Linked DNA regions of Mus musculus: region 1 is linked to region 2. The links are chromatin loops, found by intact Hi-C in ENCODE. Cell type or tissue: heart. All regions are shown on one strand. Links, peaks and the distances in the headings refer to the core of each region. The heading gives the core; the rest is flanking DNA.

What was found. Hi-C counts contacts between places; a loop is a spot of excess contacts. Peaks named below come from ENCODE experiments on the same cell type or tissue, not always from the same donor. Only the 100,000 strongest peaks of a DNase experiment are listed, where the experiment ranks them.
Region 1: a loop joins it to region 2, with 2.4 times the contacts of the local background. A loop is called at or near these places in 18 of 42 quality-filtered maps.

What each region holds. Positions count from the first base shown.
Region 1 is chr11:75,911,694-75,916,007 of GRCm38, forward strand. It overlaps a transcript of Rph3al not described here. Among named protein-coding and RNA genes, the nearest start is that of Rph3al, 2.8 kb to the left of the region's middle. In heart, for the core only: CTCF peaks have their summits at 490 (motif pointing left), 1,727 (motif pointing right) and 2,456 (motif pointing right); DNase peaks (open chromatin) are centred at 1,448, 1,728 and 2,458.
Region 2 is chr11:75,712,150-75,716,463 of GRCm38, forward strand. No RefSeq gene overlaps it. Among named protein-coding and RNA genes, the nearest start is that of Ywhae, 19 kb to the right of the region's middle. In heart, for the core only: a CTCF peak has its summit at 1,986 (motif pointing right); no DNase peak of the experiment used is centred there; H3K4me3 peaks cover 429 bases.

The DNA of each region.
Region 1 (4,314 bases), core at 201-4,200, 200 kb after region 2:
TTAAAAAGTCATCGTCCACAAGGGATATCTTGCAAACCCTGCAGGAAGGAACCTTCTTTAGAACCTGATGGCTCAACGTAAGTAGTGCAGCTTAGCTGGCTTTCTGTGTGTTACTGAGCCAAGGGCTAACTCAGGCTGCCTATTACAAAGGCGCTGCTTGTGCCTCCTAAATGGAGTGCATGTGTGCGTGTGTGTGTGTGTGTGAGTGTGTGCATGCGTGTGTGAGTGTGTGCATGTGTTGAGAAGAAAAAGAGACTTGGGTCAGTATGCATAAGGATAGCCTTTGATTTCATCCAATCCAGTCCAGTGGATTGAAAATTCAGAGCCTCTTTATATTCTACAAAAGAATATTGATGGAGAAAGCTGGTGATGTGGTTCAGTGATTAAAAGCATTGGCTGCTCTTCCAGAGGACCCAGGTTTGATTCCCAGCACCCACAAGGTGGTTTACAGACACCTGTAATTCCAGTCCCAGGGGTTCTGGTGCCCTCTTCTGGTCTCCATAGGGACTGCATAAATGCACATAGATCCACATAAGCAAAACACACATATACATGAAATTAAAAAAAAAAAACATTGAGGCTGGAAATTTGTTTGCTATTCTCTCAAAATGTTAACCACATACTTGCCATATGGCTCGGAAACTCAGTTGTCCTAAGTACCAACCACAAGAGGACTAAAACATACGTCCTCATAGACATGGGTACAAATATTCTTAAGTCACTGTTATTCCCAATAGCCCAAATGTTACACTAAGAGAAGAAGCCAAGCTTGTACAGAAGATCACGTATGATCTGGTGCTGCCTATAGAGATGTCCAGAATGGCAAAGCCACAGAGGTAGACTAATGGCCATTAATAGGCACAGGACGACAGTGACAGCTAATGGCTTTAGGGTTTCTTTATGAACTGATGGAAATATTCTGGAATTAGATAGGGGTGATGCTAACAATATGTGGGTTCCAGCTCATTAGATGTTATTAAAAAATCTTTTTGGGTTGGCAGATGGCTTGGCAGGTAAAGTGCTTCCTCTGCAAGCCTACAATCCAAGTTCATTTCCAAGAAATTTCCAAGGTGGATGAAGAGACCCAACTCCCAAGTTGTCCTCTGACCACATATGTGCCATACATAGGATCACCATCTTACACATACGGTGAGAAAGACAATTGGGAGCATTCCAAAATATATGAGTTATAGCTATTGATATTTTGCTGAGAAATCTAAAAACCCCCATTACAGATACTAGGCCTATTAGGTATTCACATAATTTATATTTTTTATGAGAAAAACACGTGTTTTCAAAACAAAGACAATGTGAGGCCCGGGATTGTTTTTATGATTTTGCAATTTGCTTTGGGAGTTAACTGAAGACAGCTGGGCGTTCTTGTCTGACTTTTCTTTCGACCTTTGGAGATGCTGTTCCAGTGAATACATGGAAGGGGTCCAGGCTCTCACGGATGTGGAGGATGGATGGAAGGCGGAGGAGTATTCTAATAGCTTGCCCAGATAATGGTGTGTGTTTTTCTGCACCAAAACTCAACAGATGGCACTATCTTAAAAACTAGTTCCAGCACAGCTTCTGAAGCCACATCTGAGTACTTTCCAGTTTCCATGTGTGTGAAAGAGGCCAAGAGGCTTAGACTGTGGAAAACAGTTTTGATTTTGGAGATCTCTGAGGGTCTCAGGGATCCCTGAGTCATGCTTAAGAAACTCTTCCGGACCAATGTGGCCCATGTCCATGATGACCACCAGGGGGCAGTGTGTGGGCCGGAGCTAACTGGCCATGCTGTCCAAGCCCAGACCCCACTGTCATCTCACAGGTCCATCCAGGGAGCTGAGCTTCCCAGCTGAACTTGACATTCCCACCATGGTCCACACGTTGGTAAAGAACCCCCAACCAGCCAGGCGCAGAGGCTCTGTTGGCAAGCCAGGAACCTCTGTACCTTCTCCCAAAGGATGCTAATATAGTCGTAAAAACCAGGCAGATGCAAAACCGACTGGCTCAAGGATGAAGACATGGCTTATTGCATCAAGGTGCCGATGGCCATGCCTGACGGCCAGAGTTTGATTCCCAGGATCACGTGATGAGAGGAGAGAACCAACCCCTTCAGGTTATCCTCTGACCTTGACACATGTGCCCCAGCATGTGCTGCTGCCCCAAATAAGCCAATCAAATACAAAATTAAGAGAGCCATATCCATTAAAAACGTAAACTTGTGCCCAGCCTCTGGTGCACTGTGGGCTTGTTTTCGTTTCAGTTTCTGCTAGCTTGTGAACAGTGTGGTCACACTGCTACCAGAGTGTGAAATGCGTTACTCTGCTCCAAGTAAATATTTGAAACATGCAACTCATACACTCTTTTTCCTTTCTAACGTTCTGGGAGTGTCAAGAAATGGAAGGCCTGTATGATCCAAGTAGACAGGTTGTACACAGGCCCTGTGTACAATTCTGCCCCTGACCTGCAGGTGGTGCTGTGCCCAGATCAATGTGTCCAGGGTGGCAAGCCCTGAGCCTGACACCCCAGTTCCTCTATGGCTGGATACAGAAGGGAGGTAGCCTCTGTGCTCTGCTGTCCACTCTACAGAAGCAGAATAGTAATTGGGGTGACCCTGGAAGACAAGGAACAAGCCAGGGCACGTTGGAGCTATGCACTTATCTTCTGTAGCAGCTTCCAAACTGAAGGCTGTGAGAGGCTGAGGTGGGAGGAGAAGCAGGGGAAAGGGGGGAAGGGCCTTAGCATTGAAGCCTTACCTCCATGATGGCAGAGAATGAAAGGGAGCCAGGAGAAGGTGAAGATGCTCCTCAGAGCTTCAAGCCAGCCCACCCCCAAAACATCTCTAAGAACGAATGCACTGCCTCCCTCCATGTCACTTCCTAGAGCCACAGTTTTAGGCCACAAGCCAGGGAACCCTTAGACTGGCGTCCTCTGACCCATTGCATGTCTACACAGTCTGGGCTATTCTGTTCTGTCCTTCCTTGTAGACTCACGACTCTTTCCATTAGAAGATGGGTCAAGAGGCTACAAAGGACCACATCGCTGCCTGTGCTAGTGTGCCAGTGCTCAGGTAGCACAGCTTCCCCGCATCCTGTCACCTTCCACCTAAGCAGAGGGCGGGCAGCCTTCATGGCAGTGAGGAAGGTTAGGGCCAAAGGCTCACAGAAGGAAAAAATAGAAAAACAAAACCCAAAACAACAAACAAAAACTAAAACCAAACAAACAAAAGAACAAACCCCCTAAAACCCAAAACCAATGGTTGTTTGTGCAAATTTACTAAATGTCCAGGACAAGTCAGCAACCTCCCTGGGGCTCTGTTTCGCCACTTGTACCCGAGGGACAGACGCCCTGTATCTTATTCCCACTGCTGAGATGCATGGAAGGAGTTATGACAGGGCTGCTGGCAGGGCCTGGGTGGAAGGCTAAGGGTTTCTCCAGGCTACAGGATGAAGAGATGGGACCCACGGCAGGACAGACATCTATAGTCAAATAAAATACTAGGGGGGAGATCAGGAGAGATGGAGGACTGTCATTTCCAGGGCTTGGAATCATGGCACCGACTGGGCAGGGACATTTGGATGGTAAATCCACAGCTGAGTATCCACAGAGATGCTCAGAATGAAGGTCAGAGCCAAGAACACAGGGGTTGTGGCTCCCAACAGAAGCTGTGGCTGGCACCTCTGAAAGCACAGCTGTCCATCCTCTCCACACAGAGCAGCCTCAGGACAGATGGGGGACATCAAGGAGACCCATTTTAGGAACCTGCCACAGAGCCAGCTTGGGTTTGCCAAACCTCTTTGGGCTTAGCTGGCGGCCATCTCCCTGACTTGGCAGCTGGTTAGAGCCTCACCATGCCACTCATTTCCCACCTAAGTGTCCCTCAGTGAAATTGTATATACACCACCCAACATACCTGCCCTGGTCCCCATTGAGGGAGAGCTACAGCCCACACATCTTAAGAGTTAAAGACCAGTCTGAGCTACATTAGAAAGACCCTATCTCAAAAACACACACAGACATATACATACCACACCATAACACACACACACACACACACATACACACACACACACACACACACATGCAAGCAAGCATGGAATTGGGGCCTCCTAGCTTCCATCATCAGTACTGTGTGTGTTAAATGAGTGCCTTGCTTATTTGTTAATAATTTATGAGGGAACAAATGTTCATAGAAGACAAGGAAACATGAAGGTGAGCCCACCTATTCAGGAGGGGAACAGCAGTGAGTACACAGAAAGATGACTGTATGGGGCTCTGGTCACTTTCTCTATTAACCAGAGAGGTGGCACACAGGATCTCTAA
Region 2 (4,314 bases), core at 200-4,199:
AGCTGTCTTCAGACACTCCAGAAGAGGGCGTCAGATCTTGTTACAGATGGTTGTGAGCCACCATGTGGTTGCTGGGATTTGAACTCCAGACCTTCGGAAGAGCAGTCGGGTGCTCTTACCCACTGAGCCATCTCACCAGCCCCTGGCTGTAAATTTTTGAGGAAACAGCATGTGAGGCTGGATCACCTGAGCTACTTGTCTTCATTGGTGTCTCGTCCTTTTGCTCTGAAAGCAGAAGCTTTTAGATAATATACATCTCTGCATTAACACATGTATGGAATGTTCTTTGTGCACAAGTCAGCTAAAGATGGTTCAGATGAAAGGCATCAGACTTTGTAAGTCTGTACAGCCACACTTTAATATAAATCTCCATCTATGCCATATGGAGGGATGGCATGCAAGTCCTGATGACTGTCACCAAGAAAGTTTATTGGCCTTGTATAGACCTGCACGTCTCAGCAGTCTCAGGGCTGTCCCCGTGCAGAGGGAGCAGCATCCCCATCCATCCCTTGTTCATTCTTTTGGGTTTCTTCCTGTTTGCAGTCAAGATTTTCAGGAGGTCTCTTCCCACCCCAGTCTAATCTGATCTTTATTCATTTTGAAGGAGTCCACAGCTTTTCATTTTCTGTTGAAACAAAGGCATAAGCTCTCCCATAATGCAACACATTTCCTGACTTCCCAGTCTGAGGTTATAACATATATAGGCTGATTTAACGCAACAGTTCTTTCTAAAATCCAGAGTTTTTTTCAATAGCTGTGCTACCTGACTCATTGTCATTTAAAATTTTTGAAGTCAATAAAGTATTATTTAATCTGTCTCTGGTAGATCTCATATTCTGCTCTTGTTCTATGAGCATCTTCACGCTGTAGTTAGAACTTTTTTACAGTTGTCTCACCAGTAGGATTATAATATATATCTGTAATATGTTCTAAGCCACTGTCTTAGTCAGGGTTTCTTTTTTTTTTTTTTTTTTGGTTTTTCGAGACAGGGTTTCTCTGTATAGCCCTGGCTGTCCTGGACCAGCCTGTAGACCAGGCTGGCCTCGAACTCAGAAATCCGCCTGCCTCTGCCTCTCAAGTGCTGGGATTAAAGGCGTGTGCCACCATGCCTGGCTTCTTTTTCTTTTTTTCTTTTTCGAGGCAGGGTTTCTCTGTATAGCCCTGGATGTCCTGGAACTCACTTTGTGGACCAGGCTGGCCTCGAACTCAGAAATGAGCCTGCCTCTGCCTCCTGAGCGCTGGGATTAAAGCGTGTGCCACCACGCCCGGCTTTAGTCAGGGTTTGTATTCCTGGACAAAACATCATGACCAAGAAGCAAGTTGGGGAGGAAAGGGTTTATTCAGCTTACACTTTCATACTGCTGTTCATCACCAAGGAAGTCAGGACTGGAACTCAAGCAGGTCAGGAAGCAGGAGCTGATGCAGAGGCCACGGAGGGATGTTACTTACTGGCTTGCTTTGTTCAGCTTGCTTTCTTGTAGCACCTAAGACTTCCAGCCAAGGGATGGCACCACCCACAAGGGCCCCCCTTGATCACTAATTGAGAAAATGCCCCACAGCTGGATCTCATGGAGATCCCCCCCCCAACTGAAGCTCCTTTCTCTGTGATAGCCCCAGCTATGTCAAGTAGACACACAAAACCAGCCAGTACAACCACTATGTCTAAAAAAGTTGTTGTACTCTAATGGATACACATGCCAGGGCATCATCAGCTTCAATCTGCAAAGGAATCTACAAGATAGCTACCAACTCTAATAAATGTGCAATCTTAGAATCATCCTTTTTAGAGCTTTAGGTAAAAGCCTCTTGAAATCCTGAATAGGAATCAATTGTATGATGTAGTAACACATATACATACTTTAAGACTACAAACTGTACAAAATGAAATATATAAGCTATTGGATGACATTGCTCTAAGCTGGAATCATTAAACATAATCTATACTCTTACTTCAGAATATTGCATCTCTATGGGTTGCCATTCTGCATTCTTGTCACAAGGTGGCACCATAGGCTTTAGATTGGATTTATCAGCTGCTTTACTCTGATTTAAAGAAGCCTATAATTTCTGTTCCATGGCCTTTAATCTAGTAATCTATTCCTCAGTTCTTCCCTTATCTAAGTCTGCCTTATTCTTATTTTCTGAGAGGTTATAAAGAACTGTGATCAGCCGGGAGTGGTGGTGCACACTTTTAATCCCAGCACTCGGGAGGCAGAGGCAGGCGGATTTCTGAGTTCGAGGCCAGCCTGGTCTACAGAGTTAGTTCCAGGACAGCCAGGGCTACACAGAGAAACCCTGTCTCCAGAAAAACCAAATAAATACATACATACATACATACATACATACATACTAATAATAAAAAGAACTGTGATCATTACAGAATACAATTATTTGTATGCTTATAATCAAAACAAAATTATATGGGGTTCAGGTGCCCTCTCTCATTGTGTTTTCAATTTTTTAAAATTTTATTTATTTATTTTTGGTTTTTCGAGCCTGATCTACAGAGTGAGTTCCAGGACAGCCTCTGTCTACCAAGTGCTGGGATTAAAGGCGTGCACCATCATTGCCTGGCTAAGTTTTATTTTATATATGTGAGTATACTGTTGGTGTCTTCAGACACATCAAAAGAGGGTATCGGATTCCATTATATATAGTGGTTCACAACATGGGTGCTGGGAATTGAACTCAGAACCTCTCTCCAGCCCGTGTTTTCCATTTTGTTTTTGTTTTGTTTTGTTTGTTTGTCTCGAGACAGGGTTTCTCTGTATATCCCTGGCTGTCCTGGAACTCACTTTGTAGACCAGGCTGGCCTCGAACTCAGAAATTCGCCTGCCTCTGCCTCCCAAGTGCTGGGATCAAAGGCACGCGCCACCATGCCCGGGTACAAAACATCTTTATTTACTTGTTTCTCTTTCTCTTCCTTCGTAGACTTTGCTTTTTATATTCAAACTCAGCAATTCTATGACTGTATATTCAGTTTCTCTGGCATCCATGCATCTTTCAAAAGATGTCTATTGCTCTCTGACCTTCCTTTGGAGACTTTACTTTTTATTTTTAAACTACTTTTTATTTTTAAACTACATCGAATTTCTTCTTTCTTCAGCACCTAAGCACATTTTCAAGTATACTGTACCTGTTCAAAGGCATTCTTGGTCTGGACCTGACTTTCTGCATACCTGCAGCCATTCTCTGATCACGTGAGCCAAGCCTTAAGGGTCTAGCCCTACGGCCTCCACTACTGACGCGGAAGGGGCAGTCATTCACAGAGAGCATTCTTTTTTTTTTTTTTTTTTTATTTATTGTTATTTCTATGATTACACGTAGCTGACTTCAGAAACACACCAGAAGAGTGCATCAGATCCCATTACAGATGGTTGTGAGCCACCATGTGGTTGCTGAGACTTGAACTCAAGGCCTCTGGAAGAGCAGTTGGTGCTCTTAACCACTGAGCCATCTCTCCAGCCCCACAGGGAGCATTCTTAAGCCAGCCAGAGACACTGTGGCTCTGCCCTTTGTCCGGGAAGTGCTTGTTCCAGGGACACTGTCTCCTGCTCTGCAGTTTTTGCAACCTAACCCTGCTTTGGCTGCCCACTTGCTGCACAGCGGGGCATCTTAAAGGAGCCACACTGTGAGCACTGGCCTGCGAGACTGGGTCGCTAGGAAGCCACATCTGTTCTCCCGCCTTCCCAGGCGCTTTCACTTCTTTAACGCCTGGCTTGCCCAATGCCTAAGTTTGGATTTCTACCGCCGGAAAAAGTTCCGTCTGGAACTTTTCTCGGGCTCTAGCCTTGGATATACGTGCCCACACGTTGGACACCATTTATAACGTTTTTCTCTGAGGCGCCTATTAACCCATTTTTACTAATCTATGTTCGGCCACAGTAGGTCTTTCCTTTGTGTTCAGTCTCCACACCTGTTCTTTCCCCATGCCTGGTGGGTGAATTCTCTACACATCTGAGTCCTTCCCAGAGTCCTTCCCAGAGTTCCTTCCTCCATGTAAGTCTCTTCTACCCCCTCCTGTCTCCCTATTGGCTGTTCTGCTTTCTATTAATCCAATCAGAAAATGCCTTAAAAAAGCAAGGAAGGATAGAAATGTCTTACAAAAGTTTTCTCCCAACAGAAATTACTTAGTATATTCAAAATATTCAGGGTTGGAGAGGAGGCTAAGTGGTTTCACCTCACTGACTGCTCTTGCAGAGGACCTAGCTTCCATTCCCAGCACACACACAGCAGCTCAGAACTCTTGTAGTTCCAGGTACAGGGGACTTAATGGCCTCCTCCGGCCTCCTCATGCTATAGACACAGGATTCA